2 separate regions of the Mus musculus genome follow, and region 2 is linked to region 1. The links are chromatin loops, found by intact Hi-C in ENCODE. Cell type or tissue: left cerebral cortex. All regions are shown on one strand. Each heading gives the region's core, and the rest is flanking DNA. Links, peaks and the distances in the headings are about the cores only.

Region 1 (15,892 bases), core at 6,082-8,581:
CTACAATTTTACTTCCCATTCATTCACCTTGTAGTCCCTGCCAAAGAGCATTGTACAACACAAGCTCCCTCTGTCTCATTGATTGGCCATTATCAGGACTCATCTGCCTCCCCAGGATCCTAGAAATCTTGAGATTACAAAGCATCCTGGAGCTGACTAGAGACCTGACCTGGAAGTAGCTGCCTGGTCTCAACCTACATTCCCGTCTCTTCAACTAAGTCATGTGACCTTGACCAGCTACAGTGGCTTTACTTTCAGAAGTTACCTGTGGACAACTGTGACCTGAAATCGCACACTGAAAATTCTAGAAACAATTCTTAGGTTGTAAACTGTGCTTGGCTTTAAATTTCACACCATCTTGCTGAATTCTAGATAAGAAAAAAAAGAACGCCCCCACAAGATGGCAGAGGTATATATCTTTAATTCTAGTGCTTGAGCGGTAGAGACAGGCGGATCCCTGTAGCGTCAAGGCCAGCCTAGTCTACAGAAAAGGTTCTCAGACATCCAGGGATGCATAGAGAAACCCTGCCTCAAAAAAAAAAAAAAAAAAAATCAATCAATAAGAGAATGGGAAGGAAGGGGGGAGGGGAGGGAGGGAGGGAGGGAGGGAGGGAGGGAGGGAGGGAGGGAGGGAGGGAGAGAAAAACACCCTTATCCAGTGTATTCAAGTGTATTCAAGCTTCATCAACTGTTTGTTTTGTGGTTTTCGGGAGCGCCAGCATGGTACCATGAGGCTACTTAGTGTTCAAGTCCCCACACAAAAGACTAAGGCTACCTTGTGTTGTTGTAAATCTCCAGCCCAAATAAGCCCGGGCAATGAAAACACAACTCAATTAATATGAATGCATGCTGTGCGCCTAGATTGGGCAGATCCACCACTGCACTACCATCTTCTCCATACAAGAAACCCTTATAACTTGCAGTTTCTCCAGGCCAGGTGCTTCTGCTCCTCTTTCCTTCTTCTTCCTCCTCCTCCATCATCCTCTCTCTCTCTCTTTCTCTCCCAGAACATTCAGCTCCACCTTCCCCTCTTTCTCGGCCCAATCACCGGCTCCAGCCTTTATTTATAAATTAAGGTGGGAAGTAGGTTTACAGGAAATCACCTGAGTGCTGATTCACTCCTTGTTCACAGCCCCTTACTGGAGAACAGAATTAACATTAAATACAATTAGCTCCAGGGCTATCCGAAACAACCTTTCAACACCCAAACCGTTCTTCCCATCTCATCTGAAGCCATTGTGTCATCTCCTAAGAAGTAGGATGACTACAGTATAGTAAGATAATTTTAAAAAGAAAAACCATATTCTCACAGATTCAGTCATTGTTCTATTAGTCTTAATATTCCTAACTTTATAATAGGTGTGGGAGGGTAAAATAAGTATAATGTATATAAGATCCACCGTTTAGGGGATTACAGTGAAGGTCTTACAACACATTCTTAATGGATAAGGAGAAACTACTGTATAAAAGGAGCGTATGTGATTAGCTGGGCCCCTCGGAAGAAGAAATGGGAATAATATGACCAGCCTCCTTCACAGTGAGGGAGGATGCTCAGCATAGCATTGCCAGGCTATACCTGGGAAGTGCCTTGACCAGATCCTCTAGAGTCCCCATTCTGTGGATACAGGCCTTCCAACAGCTCACATAGTTCTGCCAAGGCTATGGTAGGATAAAGTGTCCTCCATGACCCCAACTTGATATTCTAAAGATAGGTCATTTTTCTTGGTAAAAGAAACTTTACAGTTGCAAGTACGAGAGATTAACCCAGATTTTCCAGGACAGCCACACCCAAAAACATGACACTGGAAGCAGAGATAACTTTTTTGGTGACAGTGAAAAGGAGACTAAAAAAAATCGGCTGGTGATGGTAGCTCTGAAGGTGTGAAAGGGGACCAGGGAGAAACTGAAGGAAAGGTTAAACTGAAACCAGAGGGAATAAAGCCTTTAGACTCCTTGATTGTGGCTCTGTTGGGCTGTTAACCAACATCATAACACAATGATAGATATAGGAGTGGTTGGAGTGTGTGTGTGTGTGTGTGTGTGTGTGTGTGTGTGTGTGTGTGTGTTTATCTGCATCTGACTGTCTGTCTGTGTCTCTGTGTCATCTCTGTGTTGTCTCTATATGCCTTGTGCCTCTCTGCCTATGTCTGTGTGTCTCTGTGTCTGTGTATGTGTTTCTTTGTGTGTGTGTACATACCTGTGTCCATGTCTGTGTCCATGTCTATGAACAGGTATACTGGTTCCTGTAGAAGTCAGAAGAGGGTGTCAGGTTCTCCGGAGCCGGAATCACAGGCCACTGTTGAGTCCTGATATGGGTGCTAAAAACTGATCTGGAGAAACAGCATGCTCTTAACCACTCAATCCTCTCTCTGGCCCCATAATGACTGTTTTAAGCCAATAAGTTCATGAGTGTTTGAAACAGCAGCAGTAGAAAATGAGGTATCCTGTAACTGCTCTCATCTCTTTTTGTGATGTCTACTATCTCTATAGTTCACAGCACCCTGTACTCTGGTAGAAATAATTTCCACGTTCTTCAGATTAGAGTCTAAAATCTCCAAGGAAAGCTGTGCCTGACCTCTGTCCACACCGCCAGTCTCTTTACCCCTGGGTCCACACAGGCCACCTGCCCTAAGGGAGGGTCTACCTAGCTTACCGGTAAGGCAGCAAATAGCAGGGAATGGGTTCCCATACTCTGCTCCATACAGGGCAAACACGAGCCTCCCAAGGGTAGCCTCAGCTACAGCAGAAACAAGGTTAGCCTCGGGTACCACAGACGTAAACCTAGCTGAAGCTGGTCTGAGCTCAACCTCAGGGTCCTGTATTCACAGGGCTCCACATGGCCACCCAGCTGTAGTTCCTACCAGCCATCCAAGCCACTCAGGAGCTTCCACTGTTGCGCGTCCCATACTCTCGGACAAGTCCCTGCTTTCCCTACCCAGCTTCTGCCAGGTCTGCTTTCTTTGAGGTTTTTTCCAATTCCCAGGCCCTTGCTTTCCCAGACATGGCATTACTTGGGACAGGTGGAGGCCTAGAGACGTCTCAGAGATCTGGATGCTCTAAAAATGCTCTCCTTTTCGTCTCCTGGATCCTGGAATAGCCCTTCCAGATGCTCTCGGGAAATCCTGACATAGCCCACCCAGAAGTCCCTCTGATGAGCCGTAGAAATTGATTAGCATAATTAGATTAGACACACCATGATATCATTACAGTCTCCTATGCTGTCTTCTCCCCTCATTAATAAAACCCACACTCAGTGTAATTGTCTGGCCCCATCTTTGCTGGCCCTCACTAAGCTTTTGCATAAGGAAGGGACAAGAAGACAAAACAGAAGGAGTAACTGGACTCCACACATCTGGATTCCCTCACTGCCCTGTCTGAGCCAGAACACTCCAGCTCCACCAAATCTGCCTCCTGCCAGGTTCCAAAGGAGAGAAAATTTCACTGTTTATTGAAGTCAAATTTAGGTGGGTAGTGTGTGTGTGTATGTGTGTGTGTGTGTGTGTGTGTGTGTGTGTGTGTGTGTGTCTAAGTGCAGGAGGTACTTAGGGAGTCCAGATGAGGTCATCCCATCCCCTGGATCAGAAGATGCAGGCAGTTGTGTACAGCCTGATGTAGGTGCTGGGGACCAATCCTGGGTCCTCTACAAGAGCAGAAACTGTTTTAACCACTGAGCATATCGACAACCCCACACACATTTAAGTCAGGAAGCCAAAGCTAAGTGTCCTGGCCAGAAGTGGGTCATAGAAAGACTTTCCCAGGGTCAAAGGAAAATTCAGCATGGACAAATAGGTGTAGGACAGAGGTAGGAAAGCCTAGGGGCTCCATGCACTGGGTAGTACTATAAAGAGCAGTACCAGGAAAACTTAGAGATTACACCATTTTACACCTGTCAGTCTCTCTGTCTAACTGGAAATCAAAAATGGATATTTGCTCCTCAGAGCACTCTTCAGTTTCATCTCTATCTCAACTCTTTGGTGGCTCTAACTGTAGACTTTCAAATATCATGCCAAGAAATAAATTCAATTATCCACTTCAATATAGATGGCCAGACCAAGACCATCACCCATCTGAGGGGACCCAGCTGGGAGAGGAGCAAGCTGGATTTGCAAACTAGGTGTCCTGTTACCAGTCTAGTGTGCTCGCAGCTGAGTTTCTTGTATACACAAGACACCTAGAAGTCAAAGAGGAATATGCCTACAGAGGTATAGCTCTTGACTTTTAAGATGGAAATATGGTTTATTATTTATTACAGCGGCCCCATAAAGGTTATTACAGTGCTAGAAGCTTGATTCTCAGCTCAGTGAAATCAGGAGATGGTAGGACCTAAAATGGGCAGCGCCAAGCAGAAGGTGATTAAGCCACTATGGGCAGCAACCCCACAAGGTTTTGGCATTGATCTTACAAAGGGAAGTGGGTCTGTTGAGAGCAAGTTTGGGCTATCACGGTCTCTGAGGCTCTGTGTCTCTTCCGCACACTCATCCCAATTATGACGCCATCAACATAAGGTCCCCACTGAAACCAAGCAGGTGCTGACACCATGACTCTTCAGAACTGTTAGCTCTGTACTTCTTAGAGTACACAGCCTCACCTCAAAAGCAGGCTAATTCAAATTAAAGGTCTGATTCAAAACATATCAGCAGTGGAAAGACATAAAAATGCTCAGTGAGTGTTTCTCCGGTGCTAGTTAATGTGTTAATTAGTGTTATTAACAACCTCTGATAAAAGCAGTGTCCACTGGACCCTTCAGCATGCAGGCCCTCCGTTAAGCCCTTCATTACATACTCTGCTGGTCAATCCCAACCACGGGAGAAGACGGCTCTGCTAATGTCACTGTTTTCCAATAAGAAAGCTGAAAAATTGAAAAGTGTATTCCTTCATGACACCCATTTTGAAAAACTGGGGTGCTGGCCAGAGCCAGACATGGGGGCCTCTCGGTCAGTCTGTTTGATTTGGATTCTGATCCAGTCCCCAAGTGCCTTCCTTCAGACACTTCCAAATCACCCCTGTCGCCAGCATTCCCTGGGCATGTCTCAATATCCCTCACACTGTCTTGGGTGTCATGATACTCAGAATAGCCACGATCCCTATGGTCGCTGCAGTCCCACTGCACTAACCAAAACTTAGAAGAAAAAAAATCAGAAAATCTCTCCCTCCCTAAGGTGGTGCAGATAAATGCTGGGGTGGGCGGTGCATAGGAAGGAGAGAGCAGAAAGGCTGGAGCGGTCTGGTTTTAAGTAGGGTGTTCAGGAAGGTTCACCCAGAAGCTGACATGGGAACAAAGGTTTGAAAAGGTTAGCAAGCTTGTGCATGCCACAGAGGCTGATGGAGGGAAATCCCCTCCCCTCCTGGGCATGCTGAGCCCTATTTCACAGAATCTCAACACTTTTAGCTAAAAGAGAGTCAGGATCTGTGATGGTGGCTGGCACAGAGAGGGTACTCAGCATACGCTAATTTTCTCTCCTCCTCGCGCCATCCATTGCCTTTCTAAGAAGAAAATTTGAAAAGATTTCAGATATTTGGGTCATGCAAGGTCTGGAGTAGAGATAAAAGTGAAAGGGGGCTTTGAGGAACAAAGGCCTCCACAACCATCCTCAGCTTAGCAGAGGGACCTAGACCTGTAACAAAGATCCAAAGAAAGGTAGGGCCTCCCCTTCAGTATCTCAGAATGGGACTTCACAGGTATGGTTAGGTAAGATGACGTCATTCTGAGAATAGAGTTGGTCCCACCCTATGTGCCTAGTATCTTTGTAAAGGGGGAAATGTTTGGACATAGAGACAGGTCAGCAGAGGATGCACCATATGGAAACACTACATAGAACGCTGATGTCAGGGAAGATCAAATGTTGGTGCCAATCTAGACTCCAGGAGAACGGCAACACTCAGCTCTCCTCTACCCACCCCATCTCAGGAGGAACCACCTATGGACACTTAAAACTAAGGCCTGAGGCCTCCAGGTATCTGTTGTGGAAACCACCCCATTTCTTAGAACTTTGATATGACAACTTCATCAAAGCAATATGTTTCCCTCACCTTTGTCTGTCTCGTGGTAGCCACTATTAACCAGACAGAGAGGCATGGGAAAAAAGCAGGCAAGCACACTCCATCTCGGGAAAGAATTCAGGTGTTGATGCTAGCTTGCATTTGGAACTGATATGAAGCAAGTACATCAGACATCTACCAAGTACAGAGGGAATGAAGAACCAAAGAATCTACTGCCTGACCGGTGAGTTCCTGCAAGGGAAAAGCCCTCACCAACAGAAAGCAGACAGGGTCCTCAGGTCTTCCTCAGATGTCACCATTGAGGATGTCAGAGATGGAGTGTTCCTGAGGGTAAGGCAAAGAGTGGGCAGGACATTCTGTGATTGGAGGCTGGGTCCAGCCCAGAGAGAATCTCCCTTCCAGACAGCACATCCTCACATGACAGTTCCTGATGGTGCCATCCCTTCCAGGAACCCGCCTGCTGGGATCCCCCCAAGCTGTTGTTTCTAATGGAAGTAAATCTTGTTCCTACTAGTCTCTTATATCCTGAGGATAGATAATGTCCATCCCAGTTCTTATGGTGCCACACAAAGACTCAAGAGGAGAGACTCCCTGAAGAGCAGGTTGTGTGTGTCTGCATGAAAAGGAGGAGCCCAGTGTATGGGTGGTCACTAACCAAGAGCTTACCAGCTGCCCACCAGCACCCTGGTACCTGGCTGCTTTCCTTTGCTTCCTGGATACACAATGAGGTCACACAACTGTACATCCCCTACCTGGAATTTTGCATTCTGTCCCTTTAGTTGCCCATTATCAATTGACACCTAAAAACAATAACTGCAAATTCCAAGGAGGGGAAGTAACTTTTAAGTTTTCAATAGGCTTTATTACAGAATATTGGTGTGATTGTTATGTTTTATTGTTGTTGTCAATTTCTTACAGGGCCTGATCTTTCGATTGGACCATCATTGGAATACATATGTAAGATCCACAAAATAAACACAGTGTTTGCTATTAGCATGGCTTCCAATACTGTAAACTCTTAGATATAGGCCTTGTGAACTAGGGAGGCAAATGTATTTTCCACACTCTCTGCCCTGGTAGCATATGACCACACACATGAGCTCTCAGCCATGGAACATGGCTAGAAGGGTTAGAATCCTTTTCCAGGCTTCAAAGGAGCTCCTAGCTCTCCATCCGTCACCCACAGGAAAAAGTAGAGGCATACAGATATACAAAACCATATGGTGAAAGATCCTAAGTTCCTGAATCACCGTGGGGTGGAACGCCATCTGCTGATCAGAATATTGGGCTGTCACATAAGCAAGAAATAAGCTTCAACTACACACTCTGACCTACAAAGGTTACTTTGCCTAACTAGAGAAAAAAAATCTCAATTGACCCTTTAGCATGAGGTCCTCTGTGAAGTGTTGTTAAACAATCCTGAAAAAGAATTAGATTAGACGTCACTTCTAGAGCCAGCTTTGCCATGTGTCAGGTCCTTTGAACAGAACACATCAAGGGAAATATGTTTCCACAGTCGCCCTGCCTTGAAAACATAGCGGAGTGGTCTCAAGGGCTCGAAGCAATGGTGGTCCCCAGCCACACCTCCGCCACAGCAGAGATGCCTGGGGAAGTAGGAAGCTTCTCTCCTAGGCATTCCTGAAGGCCTATGTGTTTACCTGGAAAGATTCAATGCCTTCATGTCTTTCTGACCCACCTCCTCCATGTTTCTCCCCAAATGATGATGCTACAAAGCAAATAACATGAGCCTAACTCCCTGAAAGTCAGACCCAAGCTGGCACTTCAACCTGTCCTCCCAACCTCATCTCTGAGGGGTACTGAGAGGGGTACTGAGTCTTCTGTCATTGAAGTGCTTCAGGGCCCAATGTGGGCCAGATATCCTCCTAATGTCACCACTACGTGACTCCATTGAGTCTTATCACCCTACACTGCAGGTTCTCCTCTCATGAAGATATAAGGCTCAGAGAGAGCGATGTCATACCAGGGGGTCATATTGCTAGGTGACACAACTCGACCTGCAGCATATATCAGTCTGACTCCATAGCCCCTTGCCCAACCGAGAGCCCTCCCTGTGTTGTGCCTTCTGTCACTGTGTCAGTCCTCAGCCTTCTGCGTGTCCTTTGCTTAACCTCGCAATCTCAAAACCACATGCTAGGCACAGCCTGGGAGGTGGGCTCTGGGGCAGGAGTGGGGTAGCTCTTTATGTTGGGAGAAGGGAATTTTTTCAGACTACTTCACAGCAGTCGGGGTGGCACGTGGACCCTTGTGCCCTCCAGGAATGCTATGAGGTGCTTTGCATTTGATACCACAAGCATTCACTATGGTAACTGCACATACTGCTATGCCGAGATCTCAAACATTAACCAAGGACTGCGGGTATACCACCCTGCCTGCTGCTTTATTCCCACTTTTTCTTTCCATCTTTCCCTCCCTGCTTTGTTACTGTTCAATTTTTCATTGCATCACTGAGTTCCTGAGTCCCTTCTGCTCCCTGCCCACCTAAGAGGAGCCCTTTACAACGAACCTCTTGGATAAAGAAAATAAAAATCATCTCACCATCAATAAGAATTCTTCTATCATCTTCTCCTGTATGTCACTTAGGAGTAATAAATAAACATTTTACTGTGAGCGGATGTGCCTGATCTAAGGAACATCACATATTAAGGAGCATGGCGACATGCCTGGTTTCACTGAAAGGTCACAAGATGGAACACACACAGAGCAGCTGTCACTATCCTGACTTGATAGACGAGGAAACTGAGTCTTGCCTATAGACTGTGAGTTCATTGGAGGGAAGAGGTTGTTTCTTTTCTTTTCTCTTTTTCATTTTCTTTATTAGATATTTTCTTCATTTACATTTCAAATGCTATCCCAAAAGTCCCCTATACCCTCCCCCAGCCCTGCTCCCCAAACCACCCACTCCTGCTTCCTGGCCTTGGCATTTCCCTGTACTGGGGCATATAATCTTTGCAAGACCAAGGGCCTCTCACCCCATTGATGGCTGACTAGGCCATCCTCTGCTACATATGCAACTAGAGACACAAGCTCTGCGGAGTACTGGTTAGTTCATATTGTTGTTCCTCCTATATGGTTGCAGACCCCTTTAGCTCCTTGGGTTCTTTCTCTAACTCCTCCATTGGGGGCCCTGTGTTCCATCCAATAGATGACTATGAGCATCCACTTTTGTATGTGCCAGGCACTGGTATAGCCTCACAAGAGAGAGCTATATCAGGGTCCTGTCAGCAAATCTTTTTGGCATATGCAATAGTGTCTGGGTTTGGTGGCTGTATATGGGATGGATTCTCAGGTGGGGCAGTCTCTGGATGGTCCTTCCTTCCATCTCAGCTCTGAACTTTGTCTCTGTAACTCCTTCCATGGGTATTTTGTTCCCCACTCTAAGAAGGAATGAAGTATCCACACTTTTCTCAGAGTCCCTTCCAGGGACAAGCAAATAAGATAGCCCAGCCTTCCTTACATGCATCAAGTCGCTGTTGCAGTGCCATCTCATGGGAATGTCATAATGTCATGATGTTTTTCTCTCAGGTAGCAAGTCTGTCCCATCTCCATGGGCATAACGTCATAGGGCTATGCTATCTCCTAACTGGAGAAAATCCCTATCCCTTCTACTTCCTCCACTCCCTCCACCCCTACTCCATCCCCACAATCACTACCCAACCCCTGCCAGCGCACAGGTCCCACCCAACAGCTGCAGGAAGATCGACAACGTTCCCATTGCCCGAAGCTCTGGACCACTGCTCTTCTGGATGGCTGTGGATGATGAAGGGAAGAATTTCAGAGTTTGTAGGCAAAAGTGAACTTAGAATTGTGCTTGTGCTGTGATATCCAAGTCATAGGTGGGGACAGAGCAGAAGAGGGAGAGCATGCCAGAAAGGGAAAGAGAGCTGTCTGCTTCTGTCAGACGTGAGCTCCAGAGCAATAGAGATATACGGGTAGTTCAATTTCTGTTTGCCTGAGCCAGGGAGAAAATCTAATTAAATATGGTGTCTGAGTTTGGAGAAGACTGGATGGGGCTGGAATATAAAGTGTGGCAGCTACCCATAGATCAGAGGGCAATATTAATAAACCCACAGAAAGGGACAGCAGGATCTGCCAGTGGTATTGATAAAATGCAAAGCAAAGACAAAGCAGGCTGGGAATATTGCATGATAATGCTGATAAAAGCCACCAGCTACCATGGCCCTTGGCCTGCTGCAGGAGACTGGGGGCTCAGTTTCTCGTTTCTGCCTCCTCATCCTCTTCCCCTCGACTCTGGCCTCGATTCTGTTTCCTATCAACATGCAAACTCAGTGTCCTCGAACCTTTCCAAGAGCAACTAAAGCTGAGACAGCCGTCAAAGAGTGGGAACCAGAGGGAAACTGGGCCTCTGCTTCCTCTGAGAAACAGAACAAAGGGAGAAAGAATACGGGCTAGAGAACTTCCTTCCACACACACTTGCAGATGAGTGGCTGCATCACGGACTTACATGAAGAAGGCTGAGGACCGCCCTTAAATGACTCCTACAGAAATGCTTTTGTTAAGTTGCCAGTGACATATTGGATGTGTGCAAAGTTTCCCAATCCGCTGACACTTTCAAAGCCAAAATGGAACATTTGTTATTTTGGGAGGGAAAAAAAAGAGTAAGAAATCCTTGGAAGTGTGAGAGTGTAAGCCAATGGGGTTTGGTCGTGAACATGACAGGTACCACTATGTCCAGACTCTTCTGGCTTACTAACAACTATGCCTTGGGAATGGCAGTTCCTCACTGTTGGAAGCCCCACACCTATCTGCATTCTACCTCTCTATGGCCACTGTCACAGATACAGCCAAGCCCTGCAAGCTTAGCTGAACTTCAGTGTTCTTTCCTCTGTGGTTACCACCATCACTGCTATATCATGACTTTTGCCTCATTTTCCTAAGCCCCTCTGCTATGGCTAGCATCTGCCCCAAGCCTGTGATGCAAATTTCATCATGTATTAATCTGAAGTCTTTAATACTGTGTTTTATTCCAAGGAACTGCTTGTGTGACCATAGCAGTGATTGGTCTAAACAAGTACATCTCTGCTTACAGGCCCTTGACCTTTAAAATCTAACCCCTGACCTCACCATATCCCACCTCTACCAATACACCATACTTCTTTTTGAAAACAGAATCTGAATCTGACAGTTGTGCTGGAGGCATCTCTGAAGAGCTTCCTATGTGTATTCACCTGCCTCAAGTTCTGAAACTTTAGTTTCCATTTTGACTAAATGAGATTAACACTCATTTGACCACTCTGGGTGAGGATTCCAGGAGATCAAGTTCTAAGTCTACTATTGGCTACTAGCTGAAGAAATGCAAATTCACTCTCCAGTCAGGAGAGAGGAGGCTTATCACCTCTCCAGAGATGGTTAGGGTTAGGTTGGGTTTAGGATAGGGGTTAGTGGTATTGTTAAGGTTGGGATTAGAATTAGGGTTGGGCTCAGTGTTTAGATTGGGCTTGAGATTAGAGTTGATGTTATTATTAGGGTTGGGTTGGGGTTAGGGTTAGTGGTAGTGTTAAGGTTAGGATTAGAGTTAGGGTTAGTTAGTATTAGTTTGGGGGTTAGGATTAGGGCTAGGTTTGGGATTAGAGTTGGAGTTGGGCTATTTATGGGGTTAGAGCTGCAGTTAGTGTTAGGATTAGAGTAGTGGTTAGTGGTAGGGTTGGTATTAATTGCTGCCCTGCTGCTTCAAGCTGCCTTTAAAAAGTTCACATCAGGTCTTGCCAATACCTTTGAGTGTTGGCAACATCATTATTTAATAGATGAGGAAACTTGATCTTGGAAGACTCAAAGCAGGTCACATAATTCTTTGTTGCCTTTTCTGTATATCTTAGAAACATAGCATTGCTCACAGGTCTCTCCTCAAGCCACACCCTGCTCTCCATCCTAGTTTGTCATTTTGTCTTCGAGGAACATCTCTAACCGATATGTCAAGACTATAGTCTCCCTCTACTCCAACCATGCCACTAAAAATGCAACCCTCTCCCATTATCACTCACTTATAACTATTGTGGATGAGATTCAGAGCCTTGTGTACACCAGACAAGTGCTCAACCAGTGAGCTGTATTCCCAGCTATTGGTTTGTAGAGGCAGAGCCTTGCTATGAAGCTCCAACTGACCTTGAACTCACTGCATAGGGTCATTCCCACAGCTTCCAGGTTCTGTCACTGTGCCTGGCTTCTACTTTACTCTTTTTGGTTTGTTTACATTTTCGTATTGTGTGATCGTGTAAGGATCAGAGGACAACTTTTCAAACCCTACCCTCCCCACTTCTAATATGTCGGTCCTGGGTAGTGATCTCAGGTGATTGCCCTTGGTTAGCACAAACCACCTTTAAGTCTGCTCCCAGCCCCTCCACATCACTATTTCAAAGCAGGTAGCACCACAGACTTTTTATGCATCATCTAACACAAATCATCCACCTCTCATTTATCACCTGATTCTATCATCTATCTATCTGTCATCTATCATCTATCTACAAATTGGCTTGCGTCTCCCCTGTCCTCACTAGATCTCAGAAGAGACTTTCTTTCACCTACTACTGAGACATCAGTGCCCATAAGAGTTCCTGGCAAGATGCTCAGAGGCCAGAATTGGGAAACACTCGTTCTATTCCAGTTTGTCCTTGTAATCTTTCCATCCACCAAGAGATGGTATATTTAGTGATGGGATGCCAGATGAGGAGCCAGACGGTCAATGCTAGCATCTCCATCACTGATCATCTGCATGTTTTCACCCCAATTCCTAAGGCCCCAGAGCTCAGCAGCACCATCTGTGAAATACAGATGTGGAAAGCGACAACATCAGAAGTACTCTGGGGGCTGAGGGATATAATTGTACATTCAGTCAGTGCTCAGCAGTAGTCACTGTCACTCCCTACCAACATCATCATTAGCATTGACCCTGCTATGACATAGCCCAACCAACACAGGATTCCTTTAAAAATGACATTTTTTTCAAAAACCTTAAGAAGTTAGTGGCCCAAGTCCCGAATCAATGCCTGCCACAGCTGGAGCCAGAGCCAGCTCCTTGTTCTCCTAGTCAGGGTTCTCTGCTGTCCTGATCCCACCCCATTTCCCACAGGTGGGCATGACATATTCATATTGCCATCCCTGTCCCCACAGAGTAGCCACAGCCACAGGTCTAAATGCTGTTTCTTCCCCAAGCCTCACACCTGAGGCTGTCTGCTTCTATCTGGTAGCTAAGTCCTCTCACCTTCCTTGTATCAGAATCGTGGCACAGAAATGTATCCAACTGCTACTCTAAGCTCATCACAGAAACCTGATTCCTCCTTGCTCTTTGCTGACTATGGAGGATAAAAAGGACCACGCTTTATCACAGACAGTGAAAATCCAGGTGGACCAAGGGAAGGTTCCCTTGTCCTTAAGGTGCTGTGATGCAATGTGTGGAGCTGTGGCTGCCATCTTGGTGCCACAGACTGTCTGCAGGAATACACAGGACAAGTGGACCTATTGGAGAGAGGTAGCCACAATGTCCTGTTAACCTGATTCGGAATGCTGAGGTGTCCAGGATAACATGGTTTCACCATTCAGTCATCATTGGTCTTGGCTGTCACTTATTCCTAAGAACACCATGACACCACTCAGCAGAGACCCCCATCCCATTCCTGGTATCATCCCTTCAATGAGTTATCTGCTCTTTTGTCTATATTGCTTGCAACAGCTGCACCCACACAGCTGAAGTGAGAACTAAGCTGCTTCTCTTATATGTGCCATGCCCAGTTGGTATAAGCTAGAGTCAGACTCTGCCATTAACTGTCCTCAGCATCTCCTGAAAAGAAACTCTAACACCCTGTCCTAGCTGTCACCATTCATTATAGCCCCATAGTGTGGCGTGTGCTCCCAACTTTCCCAGAAGCCTTCACACTTTTGTTCACAGCCCTTCCTTGTGCCAGGTAGCTGAAGAGTCAGCTGTGAGTATAATGCTCACGTTCCTCTCCTTCATGGAAGTCTCTGGAACTGTGCTTCTTGGTCCTTGGTCTTTCAATCACACTAAACAATCAGCAGGGGAGAAATCGATAGTTCAGCAGTTCGTTGCAGACATGGATATATATTTCTTCATGACTCAGAAAACTAGTAACTAGCTGTTAATCACATATCTAGGACGTGCAGAGCTAAGATGTCTCATTAATATTCTTTCTCTGTCATCAAAACTTAAATTATGAATAAACTGAACACACTTTTTCTGTAGTCTAAGTGCTGTTTTGTGTGTGTGGACTAAACAGTTGTCAATAAACAAGGGCTCTGAATTAATGCAACCAAAGGTTCCATAACGAGATGTTGCTTATGGCCAGAAATGACCAACTGCAATGGAGAGAGCCAGGGTGTCCAGACAGCACCTGAGATAAAATTCAGGTTAGGAGAAGGAGAGTTGGCCTCATAATCAAAAAATAGTAGTCAGTCACCAGTAGCCAGCATGGAGTGGCTGGGGAGAAACCTTTCTCAGAAGGATAATTCCCCAGTCTTTGAAAGCCTAGTTGTATGTGCAGGAAGTCCACCTATACTCTCTTCCTCTCAGTCACAAAGGATGGAGGAGGGGAGTGGGATATCTTAATGGGAAAAGTGACATTGAAGATAATGTGTAAAGACAAAAAAAAAAAAGTCCATAGAGAAGGCAGAGAGAGCAGGATGCATGGTGGGTATTATCAGGTAAACAGATGAGTAGCGCAGGTGTGGGTAAGAGAGAACCCAAAATGGAGTCTCTGCCAAAGCTTTGCACCCAGGTTTGCTCCGAGTCTTCTGTTCCCTTGTAAGGAAGGTTGTCGGGTTCATCCCTGGCTATAAACAGCAATGTCAAAGGAATCACTCTACAAACAGGCACCGTAACTGTCTGGGGAAAACCACTTTGCACTGCCAGAGTTCCTGTCAGGGGAGCTTGCAAGCTTGGTCACACCTGGGACAGAATGGCATTCAGGGAATGAAGCACAGTACAGAGACACTGAGTGGGGTATAAGGCTAAGTCATGAGAAGGTATTAGGAATACAGACAGTGAGTAGTGTTAGCCTGAGTCTGGGGATGTAACGGGCAACTGTTTGGCCTTACAGTGTGGTAGCTCAGGCTGCCCCGAGTCATGCAGACTTTACTGAATACCCTTTAGAGATGACAGGACCCAGACATCACTCCACAGAGACTTCCAAGGCCATGCACAAAAATGGAGGAAAATTAAACATAAGAAATTACATTAAATATATGGACTATGGAGTACAGAGATGAATTTGCAGCTTGTTAGAATGCTAGGAGTGATGAGGAAAGATAGCAGACTTCAAACAGAGGGCACATAGTGTAGGTTGGGACTTAACACTGAGTAGAATGTTCAAACAGAGTGGGGGTTGGTGGGGCGCTAACCAAAGATGTACACAGAGTCCCAGGAGAGAGCAAAAAGTCACCAGGCAAGGCTCAAGCCGTGGCGGTGACAGGGCCCTCCCTCCCAGCTGCCTTGCCTGGGGCAGCCACAGGGGTTAGAAGAACTCTGGAGACAGCATGTCACCACCTAAACTCTCTCCAGGATGTACAGAAGCAGCCAAGCATCGTGACACACTGTTGTACACAGTGCCTGCCCTCTGACAGCATGCTGCGGGAAGAGAGGCACTACTTGTATAAATGGTACTTGCCAGTCACCTTCTGGGATTGAAATGGGAGGAGTCTAAGATCTGGTCGGCTAAATTCAATTTGAAGACAGGCAGGAGACCAAACAGCTCTCAGAGGGAGAAACAGAGCAGAGTTTCACATCAAGGTTTTGGCCAGGCCCACCAAGCAGGAGAGGAAATGGAGATATTAGTCAAGGCATGAGGCTTTTCCCTCCTCTAGCCTCTACCTGCACACTGTCAGGATCAGCTCTAAGTGGAGGGAC
Region 2 (15,892 bases), core at 6,852-9,351, 660 kb before region 1:
ACACCTCAGGGGTCACAAAGAATCTCTGTCCCCACCCAACCACATTATCTTTTCCCACACATACTTCTACATGCTGGATCTGTTGCATTTTGTGGTTTTAAGTGTTGTTTTTCTTTTTTTCTATAGAGTTCCCCCAGTGACAGACCCATTTGGGCCTGTTAGTCAGAAACCCAAGATAGTCCTAGAAAATACATTTCTTTTGCTATCTACCTACTCTTCTTAGAGTCAGGAGATGTCATACCAAGGCCATAAGTAGGCATTTGTAGGGGAGAGGGTCATCAGAGTACACATAGGAAAATAACGTGCAAAGAAGAAGAAGAAGAAGGTAGCAGACACATTCAACTCAACATCCAGGGCAGAAGGAGTGCTGTCTCTGCACCAGCATCAAGGCAGCACTGTCGGTCCACTATGGTGTAAGGCAGAACCCAGTGTCCTGCACTGCCTGAGAAAGCTGCCCTGAAATGGAGCTCTCGTCCAGGGGAGCCTCAGTTTTGCTTGTGTGACCCTAACTCTGGTCAGACCAAAACACAGTTTTGAGCCAGGCTTGGTGCTTCACACATGTAATCCCAGCACTCCATCATCTGAGGCAGGAGGACTGCTGTGATGTAAAGACCACCTCAGGCTATACAGTGAGCTGCCAGTGACAACTACACAGCAAGGCCCTGTATACATACACACAGTCATATACGCACATATGTGAAAAGGAGCTGACTAGTCACAGCCACAACTGTGAAACTGGCATGTCAAAAGACACGAGCTCTCACCTCAAAATGAATTAGAAAGTGCTTATTCTAGAGCCAAATTTCACTGTCTATGACATAGAAACACAGATTTAGCTTAACCTAAATCCCATGTTCAAACATTGAAGCCTTTTCATGAAGCTTTATAGCTTTACAGGACAATGAATATTATAAATTGAGGCAATTTAAAGATACATTGGTGGGTATATCAGAGAGGTGGTGACTCCAAGATGGGGGTGCTTCTATAGGCTTCAGATCCTATCTGGTGACATTCTTAGCTTTGGGGTGAGTGGAGGCTGATGGTCTACTTAGTCAATAGAGTCTAGAGGTTTTTATCTATTAGTCACAGAAGGGTAGTTCTGACACAGAAGTGGGCATGGAATTCAGGGGACTAAAGCTAGCCAGAAATGAGATAATTATCTTGTGGACCTGCAATATTCCAACCTGTCGTTACCACTGCAGTGGCAATCGATCTTTGTCATCCTCGCCGTTGACAGAAGAATAAGACAAGACCAGCACTATGCCAGCCGTAGCAGTCAGCTTTCTATGACTGTACTACATGCCTAGGCTAGGTGTTATAAAGAGGCAAGGTTTGCTTTGACTCAGTTTGGGGGTTTCAATTAATTAGCCCGGTTGCTTTGTAACTGTGTTGAGGGAGTACATTATAAGGATTATGAGAGAATGTGATGGATACCTGCATACCTTATGCTTAGGTTATGACAAAAGAGAAAGACACCAGGATCATCCCACTATCTTCTTTAAGAGCTCCTGAAGATCTAAGACATTTCACTTCTTAAAGACTCCACTACCTCCTAAGAGCACCACAGGCTGGAAACCAAGCTGTAAACAGATGGCCCTTTGGGAGACACTCTTGATCCAAATGTTAATATTTTTGGTCTTTCTGTATCAGGATATCTAGGTTTTTCAGGAAGTGCCCTACTTCTTGAGTTGTGAAGTTTCCTGTCTCCAGAAGCATCCAGATTGGGTTCTTTAGAGGTAGACCACCTTGTACTGTGGTTGTTTCCTATTTCACTCATAGTGTGGACTCCATCCAGAAACCTCAGCCACAGGTGAGAGAGCTCCTAGCATTCTATTGTACATATGCAGGAGTAGGAGCTTTCCATACAACCACATTGCTGTCCTTTGCACTCCTGTCACTGGATTCTTTTCTACAGATATAAGACAGATCTACCAGGTACCAGTAGAGAGGCTAACACATTCTAGTGGCTAGGCCAGGAATAATCAAGTGAAAGAAGATCTTGAGGTTGCCAAGGCTAAGTTGACACAGCAGCTGGCTGTCAAGGTAGAAAGCGTTATCCCGGCCTGTGTTGGGAAGTAAGGTGAGTCAAGACAGTGGGACACATCCTCTGGTGCATTCAGCAGCCTACACCACTGTTAGAAGAGAGTGTGTCAAGCTGAAGGTTGCTACATTACAGAGGCTTAGATGTTTCAAGATGGGTCAGACAATGGAAAATAATTAAAATAGGTCAGCAAGAATTACATAAGGAGATATGATTGTAGAAAAAAAATCTTCAGGCCCTAGACCCAATGTGCCTTTTCTGTCTTCAGTCCAAGCAATACTCTAAAGGTCCTTGGTCTGGCCATGAAGGTAAATAAGCAAACAGTCCATAGATCTTGCCTGGGTCAAGGCTGTGGGAATTTCTCTCTTGCTCTCTCAGCCCACACCAGGCTAGGTGCAGAGACAGACGTGGAATGAACCCCTGGTGGCTGCAGCAGATGAGGCAGTCAGGCTTCTGAAAACAAGCTCACCATCCTGTGTCAGTGGTGATGGCAGCTGTGCCCTTATCACTGCACGCTGAACTCTATGTTCACTGGGACTTGAAAGAAGCAACCTTATGCACTCTCGTAAATCGTGATGCTGGCACTAGGAACATTCCTCCATTCGAGGCAAGGAAACTGAACTCAAGTATTAGGTCAGGGTCTGATGTCACATCTACTAAACTGTAGGCCACATGCTTGACCATAAACTACGAGCCATGGCCCAAGATTTCAGGGCCAAATATCCAGTCTTTCTTTCTCAAAGGAAATCCAGCTCTGTGTTGTCCTACATGATGGCCTCTCACTATATATGTCTGCTGAGCACTTGTAGTGTGCCCAGCCTACTGTAAGATGTATTCTAAGCAAAAGATATGCAGTGATATAACCTAAAAAAAGGCAAAATGATATTTTTGGACAAACTTATGTTAATAACTCAATTAAACGATAGTATCTCTGATATGTTGGGTTAAATAAATACTTAAATTAGTTTCATCTATCTCTCCTCACTTCTAAAAACAATGTAAAAGATTCTATAAAAGATTCAGAATCACACACGTGGCTCTGGCTGGTTTAGTTTTGTTGTGTTTCAATTTCCTGGCCTATCCAAGAGGACAATGCAGGCTGCATCCCCTGGTGACTGACATAGCCTTCCAAGGAAACCAAAGGTGGCTAGCCGGAGGGTAGGTCTCTGTGCCTCCACATCAGGAAGCAATGTTGTATTCAAGTCCCGCCTCTCATCAGCGGTTGGTCCTTGAGGAGGGGAAGGTAGTGTCCAGTGCTCATTAGTTAATATTTACAAGGTGCTTTGAAGATGAAATGCTAGTAATAGCCAGCAGTACTTCTGTGAGCCTTTCATCGGGAGACTTCAAAGTCCCCATCTCAGGCAGCATTATTGTTTTATTATTGTAACATTAATTGTGCCTCACCAGGGCACTGACTGATTGATTACCTTCCTCTCATCTGCTCAAAAGGAAGCTGAGTGGTTAGCAGACAATGGCCCTGGAAAGCAGTGAGGGAGAGTGAAACGTTCTTTGTGTGCTCTGAAGATCCCTAACAGTAAACTCTGAAAGTCGAGGCTTGCACACATACATAGGCAGGGAGAGGCATCCAACAGAGGAACCTGTACCACGATAGCACAACTTAATTTTTCAATTGGGCATTCATTTTAATTTTTAAAAAAGGGATAAATATTCAATAGAAAAATATTGTTGAAATTTTTAATTTCTATTTGCCTGCCCCAGTTAGCTGTGTAGGGTAAGATATTGCACTATGATGTGGAGTGGCAGTGAGCCAAAGTTTCCAGTCTGCCTTACCATCCAAAGGGGAAACAACCGGGCTCTGAAGTATCCTATAGTCTTTTTGTATGTTGTGTTTTACAATTGGGCTCTACAGCATCCTACATCCTTTTTATTTATTGTGTTTCATGTGGTCACCACTCATCACGCCTTGTAAACATTCATATGTGTGCACTTATACTCAAAGCTTTATCATAAAATAGTCTTTGTGTTAGACAATTTTGCCCATAATTTGCATGCAAATTATGAGGAGCTTCAATATAGGCAAACTTCAGTGTTTGGCATTTGATGGGCAAAGTATTGTGAGGATATACCTATTTTCCAATAGGAAATCACAAAGGACTATGGAGATTCAACCCATCCTTAGCTCCTCTGTTCAAAGTGTTCTCTGGCAGTTAGAATTGTCCATGGAAGAGATAACTGTCATTCTTTGTCAGTCTTGAGGTGGATATGACAGCGCAGGCAAGGAAGAGTCACAGTGCTTAAATGTGGGGTTCAGTTCAGTCCGGAACAACCCTAGATTGGACACCCACCAGTTTCTGTAGTCTGTAGCCAGTTGACACAGGGAATGACATCTGATGCTGGGCTTAGTCAAGCAGAGAGAATAGGGCTACAGAAATAGAAAGGGGTAGAAATAGAGAGAGCTGTGCTCCCTGCAGCCCTGGCTCAGCCCTAGCCTCAGGGGCTTAAAGCTTCAAGGCCTTGAGGACTGTCTCAGCCCAGACTCATTCAGGATGGCCACCACAGCAGAAGTCACACTCTCTACCTATCAACTGATAGAGAGCAAAAAGTAGGTTGCCCTGCCAGGCACAGAGCCAAGCAGCAACTTCTCCTAGGAGAAAGAATTTCCTTTATGCTAATTCCAGCCACCAGGAAGTCAGACAGGGAGAGATGACACAGCTGGATTCTCCCACTGCTCAGGAAGAACTGCTGGAGATGCCTAATCTCTCTCACCAGTGAGAAAGAGGGGGAAAGGGAAGAGGGGAGGGCAGAGGAACACAAAGGAGCACAGAATGACAAGCACGCCAGCACCAGCGGGGGCTGGGTGTGTGTGTGTATGCAAGGCTTTATAAAAAGGAATAAAATGTGTCACTTCAGATTGGAGAAGTTGAACATTGCTAATTAAGAAATTACTTAATTATGGAGAAGAAAATAAAATGAAGGTATTTTGCCCTTGAGGGGAAAAAAAATCTTTGATTTGCTAAATCAAGGAAATGATTAGATTCAAACATTAAATAATTAGAAATGGCTCCAACAAAAGCATTAGACTGTGCACACTGCACAGGCCTCTAGAGGAAGCCAGCCATTTCCGCCATGCTTCTCTTTGTAAATAAGTTTTGTCTAGAATAGACTGAACATGCCCACCCTTTTGGCATAGAGTAGGACAAGAACAGATCATGTGGTGCATCTCCATGCATGATAACGATAACGGCATCTATCCATAATGTTTTATTCATCATCCCTCAACTATTTTTGCCTCCTGCCCACCCAGTGTGTTTTTCCCCAAGGCTTAGCTACTTTCTTCTTCCCAACTACAATTCTTCAGCAGCAGAAGACACATCAGTCCCTGCAACAGGTATCAGGGTTATATTGTGATGATCTCCCTTATCTTACCAGGCTGCATTGCACAGTTCAGAAGTGGCTAGATCATAGACCAAACAAGGCAGCAGCCGGCTGATCAGCCAGGCCTTGACTCTAGACATAAAGCATCAGTACCCAGCAGTCTCCTTAGGAGTGACATATGGAAGACTCTTTTGCATGTCTTTTACTGAACAACTAGTCTTGATCCAATATGCACCTCTCTATGGATAACTTCACATTCTCAAGCTAAACTTAGCCTTCTCGTCTTGGATTTTCAATTTCTCCATTTTATATCAATAGATTACTTCAAAGTCGGCATGGCAAACATCTCCTTGAGCCATTAGAATTCATCTCAAGAGCTGTAGATGTAACTCTGTGATAAAATGTCAGCCTAGGATGTGTGAGGCTTCTGGATTGCTCCCCAATACAAGTAAACAAAAATCTTGAATATATCCCAAATCTTTCGTTGTTCCATGGTGAAAACATGATTCTGTTATGCCTTAGCACGTGCCCTCTATATGCCACCAGTTACTAAGCAACTAAGACTACTGTCAGCCATTTACAAAAAGTGTGGTACCCTGTGTATACTTAGTAATAGAGCTTCCAGACATCCTTCACATATTAATCTTGTTTGTACTCACAGAAAGTTGAAGAAATAGAAAGATAAAATACGTGCCTCCCCCTTTCTTAATAAACAAGGAAATGAAGGATTATAGGCACTCACATACTTGATGATCTAAATTCTGAAAAGTCTTAATAACACTTTCCCATGGAAGCCTGCCTTGGATGTTGGAGATGATTTTTCTGCCCCTTTTAATTCCTACAATGCCAAGTACACACTTCATCAATAACAGGAGACTTGTAGATATATGAGACCAGGAGATATTCATTTTAATTCCTACATTGCTCTAGAGTATATCTAGAGGATCAAACCTAGGCATCCATTTATTCCCTATACATGAAAGCATGTATGAGAATATGAGTGAGCACACATTCCTAAAATCATACCAATAGTAAGTGGTAGAGTCAGAGACAAGAACTAAGCTTTTCATCCTACTGTGTTCTCAACTAGTCTCCTTGACATAGTGTGAGACAATTATTTTGATAGATGGTTTATCATCATTGTCTCAGTGTCTGTTGTATTGCTATAATAGAATACCTGACATTGAGTAATATATAAAGAAAAGAGGCTTGCTTGGCTGACGATTCTGATAGTTGGAACACCTACCCCAACTGCACATAGTTGGGGTGGATATAAAAGAACATGTGAGCAAGAGAGGGCAGAAAGAAATGAGCAAAAGACCACCTCACAGTAGCAACCCCAAGTAATACAGCACCATGAGCTCTGGCCCATTCCTCCTGGAGGCTATTAGTTCTTATGGATAGAGTGGCATTGTAACCATAAGACTCTCAATGGCCCCTTAGCACTTGAGCTCCTAGATATCTTCCATGTATTTATCTGGTCTGAAATACTCAGTGCTATTCTACTGAGGCTTGAACCTCTAGTGTATGAACCATAGGGGACAAGACGAGTGTAATCCATAGCAATCATACACCATATCAGAAAGAAAAACAGCCTTGTCTTGGTCCTAACTGTATAATAGACAGACACCTAACTAGCTCTCTTTGGCTGCAGTCAAAATCGTGTAGTCAAGAGAATCAGGGTCGATAGAATCCAACCTACTCCCCTGTGAGGAATATTGGGCTGCCATAACAAAATGAACAGGCTGGATTAGTTAGCAACACAATCCTCCCCCACATTCCAAGTTTTAGAGGCAAATAGTCATGTGGGGTGTGTGTGTGTGTGTGTGTGTGTGTGTGTGTGTGTGCTCAAGCATGAGTGCATCCCTGCATAACTGAAGTAGGTTCACCTTGATGATCTCACTTAATCACAATTCCCCCTTTAAAACCTCTTGCTTCAGGGCTACCTCTGTAGTACTGTGCTAGCCTAGCATGTGCCAGGACCCAATTTCCATCTTGTATAGCAGAAAAATATCCTCTTCAAGCTTTGGACACACTCAGAGGTTCTAGGGTAATATGGGAAATATGAAGGAGAGAGGAGGGCATCGTTCAACCACAATAGCACTGCACTGTGTAGAGCCGTTGACTAACTGTATAATACCAGCTAAGTAAAGTAGAGAGGTGCTCAGTTAGTTTGAGAGAAGATACACTGTGCCTGTTTCTGCAATTATATTTCTTTTTTACTTACTTTTTTGGGGGTATTTTCTTGCCCCATTTAAAAATAACCACTAACATTTATACACTTAAACTATTTCAATTCTAAAGAAATAATACACCTTGCAAAAACAAACAAACAAACAGACAAACTAAAAGTCACACACAATAGTAAGTAGCATAGACAATCAGAGCACATTTTCACTCTCTTGTGCTTTTTTATTAGCTGGCTTCCATCCTTGTGAGAATGTCAAACTCAGTGGTTATTTGTTACAAGCAGCTGCTTAGACCTGGGAGCCTTGCTGAACTCTAAACCCCAGTGTCTCCTGAAATGTGGAGTCGGACTTAGTGCAAAGAAGCTGAGGTTTTCTCACACAAGTTGCAAGGCTGGGAGACTGTACAGCATAAAACCCAGCCCTGAGAAGAACTGAGCAGACATATTGTGGTTGTGCCTTGAATGTTGTATCTCCCGAGGGCGGAGAGAACTTTGCTGGCCCCCTACACTCACCTCACTTGCCATTTTTACCTGCAGTTATTTTTGTTGCAATAACCAGCTGCAAAGTAACTTGATCTAGGGGGCAAGAGGTGAGAAGCATTTATCCTTCCAGGTGCAGTGGAGCGAAGGGCTCTGACTCACTGCAAATGTGTTCACAGCAAGAAGACAAGACCCTGCAGAGGAAAGCAGACATCTGCTGTGGGAAAGGAAGGCGGGGATAAGGCTGGGAAGCAGAGGAAGGCAGAGCCAGGTTTTTGGACAGGCAGAGAAGCCAGCTATCCACGTGGGATTCAGAGTCTACCCCAGTCTTCTCTGCTCTTTTCTTAAGGAACTGGAAGTTCTTCTGGGGTACTTAGAAAGGCACCACTGCTCTGCTGTGGGTTCTGCTAGAAGCAGACACTGAGACTGATATGGAGACAATTGTTTATTTGGTCAGAAAGAAAAACACCTGAGGGAATGAGTCAGGTCAAAGCTACAAGCCGGTGCATCTTGATTCCACTATGGAGAAAGCTCATAACCACTGGAGAGCCTGCATTTCAGAGTTACCCTGGTCCTCATAGCTTCCCAGTGGAGGCAAGTGGAGAACATACAGAGCCTTGAATATTGACAGAGCATCCATTGCTAGTCCCCAATATTGCTAAGCATTCATCTAATGGGACCAAATGAACTAACCCAATAAGCTAATGAAGAGTGCAAACCTGAATGTTGGAACCTAGAACAGACAAGCTGTATAGTCAGTAGTCTATGAGGAAGCAGCAAGTCCCCAAATGCCCATTTCCTTCATGATGCTATTCGGTTGACTTGAAAACGACTCTGCCCTGTGCAAAAAGATGTGTTTCTGAAAAGGTGGGCTGGAACTAGAAGACACCCCTCTCCTAGATCTTCATAGGAGGCATCAGTGCAAAGCCATGTAATCCTTCCTCTCCATGATTCTCAGCACACTGTACTACAAGGAAAGAACAAAGCATACTCCTTCAGAGAAGGAGAACTTCTGGACCGTTAATTCTTAGGAAATTCTGTAGGTGGGAGCTTGTTTTATGCTAAAATGAATATGTCCTAAACACAGGCCAAGTAGCAGGAAGAGGAAGTAGGTCATAGCCTTCTTAAAAGTCAAAGAAGCCATTTTAGGATTCCAGCTTTGCCTCTGATGTAAAATGAATGCCCTTGAGCAACCAGAATGGTGAGCAAAGTTCCAAGGACGAATAAGACACCTGCAAAAATTAGAAACCATCCCAAGGTAAATAAATGGATCAGAGTCTTCTGTGTACCTGTTATGGTTCTGAACATGGGGTGTTCCTCGCAGGCTCATGTGCAGAGTGCATGGTAGCTGATTGGTTGTATTATTCTGGCCAGTGCCTGAAATATTAGGGTAGAGAGACTTTATCTGAAAGAAGTAGAAGGGCATGCCTTTGAAGGTTATACATTGTCACCAGACTTTTCTTCTCTCACTGCTTCTGATCCACCATGAGATGAAGAACATTTTTTGATACATATGTCTACTGCTGGGGTGTTCTGCTCAAGAACAGAGCCAAGAGATCATGGACTGAAACCTTTGGAATTGTGAACCAAAATACCCTTCGCCACCTTGCATTGCTTTCTCAAGTATTTTGTCTTGGAGATAAAAAGGTGAAATACACAAGCCATCCCCCAGTGTACAGCACTGGCAGAACATGCATTTATTCTTTTATTTCAAATGACTTTCAGTATTTGTTATGGGGGCAGGGGCATGAGAGTGCCATGCAATAAATGTGGCAGTCAGAGGATAACCTATGAGAGTTGGATTTCTCCTTCTACCATGTGGGTTCCATGGAGATCAAACTCACATGGTTAGACTTGGCTGCAAGCATCTTTATCTACTGAGCCATCATGCTGGCCCTATAGTATTTCTTAAAATTGAGAACCTTGATGAGAAAATAGCCCAATTATTTCCAAGTAGGGACACTGCACAGTTCAAATTTCCTCCAGCATGTGTCAATTCACTCTTACTATATAATGAATGTCATACACATTAGACAGTAGGGATATGCAATCTCTGTGCACACATGATCCTAGTGGAGATCTAGAGAAAGAGGCATCATTAGGGCAGGGGCTTTTATAAAAACCACTAGAGCAGTAGTGTAGCCAGGGTCCAATGAAAAGCAACAGAGAGAGAGAGAGAGAGAGAGAGAGAGAGAGAGAGAGAGAGAGAGAGAGAGAGAGAGAGAGAAACATATCCCAGTACGGGAAAGTCTCTAGCACATCCATAATGAATGGCCTAAATTAGTAAGTAACAGAGTTTCCCAGCCAGAACGCTGAGGGGCACACAGTGACTGTATGAAATGGTGTACAGAAGGATGGAATCACAAGAGAAAGTTTTCAGTGTTTTCCAGTAAGAAGTGAAATAATCATATTTTATAGCAGAAAGTAGATTATAAGTGGCAAGTTTGGACACAGGGAAGCAAATTAAGGAACTATTTTTCCAAGCATGAAATTATAATGATAGTACCACCAGGGAAGGTCAAATTAAAAACCTATCAAGTAGGCAGAATAGGTACGGTTTAGTAATAGCAGTGGCAAAGGAGGGCAATTGACTTCCACGCCTCTTGAGGGATAGCACTGCAAGCTGTAGCAGTACCTATGATTTGGACTGGAGGCTAGAATGAAAATAGATGGGCATGAAGCTAGGACAGATAAGCTTAAAGCTTAGAAGGCACTGTCTGACAACACCACTACAAAACAGGCTATATAAGATTATCAAGAAAATCAAGAAAAAGGGACCCTGACTCCGGGCTGAAACATGGTTTTGTAGGGATTGGTTAGCATTAAGCACAAGGTTCCATATCTTATCCCTAGAACCAGACTGGGATGTGGGGATGGGGAGAGATAGAACAAGAGAGAAGGATTGGAAGGGAGGGATGAAGAGAGAGGAGAAGATCAGAAGGGGGAAGAGAGAGAGAGAGAGAGAGAGAGAGAGAGAGAGAGAGAGAGAGAGAGAGAGAGAGACATAGAGAGAAGCAGCCAAAGAGAGAGTTGGGTGATGATATTTTGACAAACTATAGCAAGTCTCCGGCAAGCCCCTTGTCTTCTCTGCTGTGCTCACTCTTCTGGAGTTAAGGATATGTCAAAGCCACACTTGGATTTCACAGACATGCCTGGGTCTTGAATTCAGATTCTCATGCTTACACGGGAAGCACATTTACCCACTGTGCCATCTCTCTAACCCAGAAGATAGATTTCTTTGGCTTGTAGTTCTGAAGACTGGGAAGTTCAAGATCACATGACTGTCTGGTGAGATCCTGCCCACCAGTAAGGGCTCTAGATACTTAGGACATCACATGCTGAGAGGACACATACAGGGGAATAAGCTACTCTGGCTTTTATAACTGACATTCTTGAGTCACCATTGGCTAACAAATAGACTAGTCAGTCATCCTTGGAGTAGCGGTTCTATGACCTCTTCACCTTTGCCCATTCTCAACAGGGATTACATTACAGCATGGGTTTGGGCAGGAGACATTCCAAGCAAGAGTCTGAGGAGACACAGGAAGCATGAAAAAGAATAGTACAGACTGGAACAGTCCATTAGAGAAGTGCCATGGAATGCAGATGGCTTGGCTAGGCTAACACCATAAGTGATATGGCCAGCCATCACGGTTCACTTCCTGGCACAGCTGCTGAGAGAAGAGATGGCATGCATGCTTCGTGGTAGAGAATTAGGTAAAGTAATATGGACAGCAAAATTAAGTGATACCAAGAGGAAAGGAGTAGACAAAAGAAAGGAGGTCATGGGGTGATGGAGTTGAAGAGATCGTAGAAGATGAAGAGCCACAGAAAAAGAAAATAGTAGCTCTGGGGAAGCAGAGATGAACTGACGTGAAGAATTTAAAGTTGTGTCAAAAGCATAAACTACCAAATGGAGGCAATAGGAAGAGATGCCATGAGATTCGTGTATGGTTTGTGTTGTCCCTGTGTGTGTTAAGAAGCTTTCAGAAAACACAGGTTTCCCATCTACCACCTGTGCAGAGCTAGGTGGGCATAGACCAAGTAACTACTTCTGATTGTTCTGTACCACCTAGAACCTGTGCATCAAAACCACAGATCGCGTGAGGTTTAATGATCAGCCTGTCTCTTATGACCTTGGAAAGCCTCTGCTCACAACAGGGTGGAGACAACCAAGGTGAAGGCAGAGGAGGGAAGGAATCTTGACAGGATCACTACCCAGTTTTGATCTCCCTGGCAGTTCATATATTTAAACTTCACCTTCCAGAGCCGTCAATCCACTCTTGACTCCCTCAGAAGATATGATTGGAACAAGACAGCTCCATGGTAATCCCAGCATCATTAAGCGCTCTAGAGCTCTGGAGAATGTCAAAGCACTTTACAATTGCATTTGTAAATTTCCCATATAACGAGGCCAGGCAGTCCAACAGCCTGAGCAAGACTTGTCAGGAGTGTAATGAAGAAGTAGAGAAATGGATGATGGGTAAAACCAGATTGTGGCTTAGCTGAGAAGTCATGCAGTTCAGGATAATGCCACGTAACGCAGAGATCCAACCTTCCTGTTAGATACATGGAGGAAACCACATCACTGCCTTTTCTTTATTGTGTGTACTAGGTGTTCAAGAACATAATAAACACCGCCCACAACACCTGAGGCCCCTCTTGGGTAATATCGAAAAACATTTGATTTTGAAAAACTTTTATAAAGCGTTACACTTCTATTCTGTTCCTTCTTCTATATTTCTATTATAATCCAACAGGCAGATTGTTATTATAAATAAAGAAGTTCCAAGAGAGGGGAGCTTTAAAATTCAGAACAATGCTGTGTACCATTCTATATCTGTCACATGATTAGGCTAGGGTTTAGGCAAAATAAAGAAAGAAGAAAGAAAGAGAAAAGAGGAAGGAATGAGCTGGAGACGGAGACAAGAAGGAAAGACGGGGGAGGGAGCAAGGAGCAAAATGGTGGAAGGGGGAACCAAACAAATTTCTCTTGGAAAATTCCATTTTTAACAAGTGAACTGTGACAGTAATTGATGAGAGTGGGGACAGAATAGCACCCTAATCTTAGCTCCATTAGACTGAAAGAATTCAGTGTTTACCAAGAACCAAATCAGCAAGATTTCCTTAATTAGACCTTTTCAAGCTTATAAAGAAGGCACCTGAAGACAGACAACACTCCCAAAGAGCCAAAGAAGAGCCACACTGACAGCTCTGCTTTCCCCTGATTCTGAGACTGTTATTAGCAAGCGACCTCCAGAATGCCAAGCATTTGCCAATGCTTCGGCCTCTCCCTTCCCACTCTGTGCTTCCACACACCTGCAGCAGGTATCTCACCATGGAGGAGGACAGCTTTCTGCAACTCACCAGCAGGGGCTGAAAGCCTGTGCTGTGCTTGAAGTACAAGATGCTCCTTGGAAGTAAGAGATGCCTTTCCATTTTGAGCAAAGGCCTCAGGGGACTAGGGGGCTCTAGTGACCCTACCATGCTTATGTAGGAAAGTCTGTATCCATATGCTTACTGATGAAAGACTATAGGAAGAAATGAATTCCTTCAACATGGTGAGAATCTTCAAGGGTTCTTAATAAAACATGGTTCACAAGAGTCGGCTACAACAGAAGACTCTTTGTAGACATTTATTTTAGATGTTCTGAATTTGAACATAAAACATGTTATAGACCAGATAAAGGGCTGCATGACAGAACTGCCCCAGCATTCCAAAGGAGCTGATAGCTGTAGAAACAGAAATGAAGCTGATTATGTATTCTCTACAGTAGACAACATAGAACTTGAATCCCAGAGAGAAAAAGAACCACATGTCCTCTCTCCAAGAGATACAAAGTGACAAAGAAGACATCCAGACACAAAACCTCTAGCTTTGCCCTTTCTCTATACCCCCTGACCTTCACGTGTCTAGAAAAAGCAGACCCAGTCCAGTATGCTTGGCAGATGTGGCAGAAGACTTTTCGGAAGTTTGGGTTCAGGGAGGCATATTATTGTTAGAATCATAATTTCTCAGAAAAAAAACAGCCAATATTAAGCCATTTTTAAAAAGCTGAGTCTCTTAAGAATCTGAATTCACTTGACATCTAGAGATGCTAAGCCGTTAGTCCATTGAGTCATCCTTAACATGAAAGCTGATAATTGCCTGTCCCATGAGTAGTAAAATATCACTTAGTTGTCCAGGAAGGAAAGTATGGACAGCATGTGTGTCTTAGTATCTCTTGCTAGAGGAGAATTTCTGATGTTGGGGAATATGTAAAAGGAAAAGGGGATGGCAGTCTGAGAGAAAAGTTAAAATGCCTGTTATGCATGGGAACTAGGGTGTTGATGCTCAGAACCTATGTAAATGACTGGTAGGCGAGGCAGCCTACCTATAATTTTTAATGCTTGGAACACAGTCACAGAGCAAGCTGGCTAACCATGTACTAGCGAGCTCTGAGTTCAGTTATGAGACTGCCTTCATAAATAAGGTGGAAAGCAATTGATAAGGAAGTCAACCTTGGATTTACACACACACACACACACACACACACACACACACACACACACACAGGGCAGAGAGAAGGATAGAGAAAAGGAAGGAGGGGACATGGTAAGTGTACACAAATACATATGAATATGCATATACACATATGCACCACACTTTTCAAAAGTCTATTTAGGCAGCAGTCTGATGAGATCAGGTACGTTCAATGTGCTATGGTTGTAGACCAGGTCACAATTAAAAGCTGCAAGTCCAGCTCTGGAGAGACACATCTGGTAGTTTCTGGAGAGGACCTAGGGCTGCCTTTCAATGTGGAATCACAGGAATGAGCAGCATACATGGAAGACACAGTCACGAGAAATTGCTATGCTTGCTTATAACAAACAGGAGCAGTGTTCATGAAGGACAACAGGGATGTATTCTACCAAGAAAAGCACAGGTCTCTCCTAAAGCCTCTCCTAAAGTCACTCTGTTCAAGATGCTGCCAATTCAGTATTCCTATGCTCAGGAATCAAACTTCACCAGGTGTTTTCGCTGGGACAAACTACGCTCAAACCATCCTTGGGGTCAAAAGCTGGTAGGATTAGAAGCCTGGACTTGTCAACGATCTAGAGAGCTGAGATACCCAGGAGGCCAGTCCTGTGTGTCACAGAGATGCTCTGGAAGGATGCTCATGCAACCTCACAGTTCATGTGCTTGCCGGCTTCTAGCCCTAGGTCACAGGGAAAGGGGCAGTGAGCAAATGTGCAGCCTCCCACAGGAAGGCTTCTAGAAAAAAAAAAAAAAAAAGGAAAAATAGCTTACTCATTAAAGTTCTTGCTGCAGTAGGGATTTCATTAAAAATAAATTCTATCAGGAACAAGCAAGATTAATCTATTAAGACATCAAAATTAATTCCTAATGGAAAATTCTAAAATACACACATAGTCTCCTGCACACATATTTTCTGTTAACATGGGAGAGGCAAGTTGGGTCAGAAATATAAATAGGTAGCACGGTGCAGTCTCCAGGAAATTTCTCATAATATTTAATATTAACATTTCATCCAGCTTAGGTATCATCTAATTATGGGGTTGCTGAAGCTTCCAGTAAAATATATAAGAGATTGCAGAATCTCATTTTTCTTTCCTCATAAATCTTATGCTTGGTTTATTTTCAAATTTGTGAATACTGGACATTCTTATAAACAAAGATGCCACCCACCAGTAATGGAAGTCACATGATGAGGTGTGGTAGTTCTCAGCTGGAACTGGGAACCTCTAGAAGTCTTGTTTCTGATTAGTGCTCTTATGGGTATCAGTAACTTCCCCCATGCTTTCAACTCTTGCTGACTTCACCCAGGCTCCTAGAAAGTTCACTA

Evidence for each region. Peaks named below come from ENCODE experiments on the same cell type or tissue, not always from the same donor. Only the 100,000 strongest peaks of a DNase experiment are listed, where the experiment ranks them.
Region 2: it touches region 1 in a loop (2.8-fold over the local background); 3 of 42 quality-filtered maps call a loop at or near these places.

The regions. Positions count from the first base shown.
Region 1 is chr9:27,416,071-27,431,962 of GRCm38, reverse strand. No RefSeq gene overlaps it. Among named protein-coding and RNA genes, the nearest start is that of Spata19, 27 kb to the right of the region's middle. In left cerebral cortex, for the core only: a CTCF peak has its summit at 7,280 (motif pointing left); a DNase peak (open chromatin) is centred at 7,255.
Region 2 is chr9:28,073,247-28,089,138 of GRCm38, reverse strand. The region is part of intron 1 of Opcml (opioid binding protein/cell adhesion molecule-like); the gene reads right to left. Among named protein-coding and RNA genes, the nearest start is that of Opcml, 290 kb to the right of the region's middle. In left cerebral cortex, for the core only: no CTCF peak of the experiment used is centred there; a DNase peak (open chromatin) is centred at 8,269.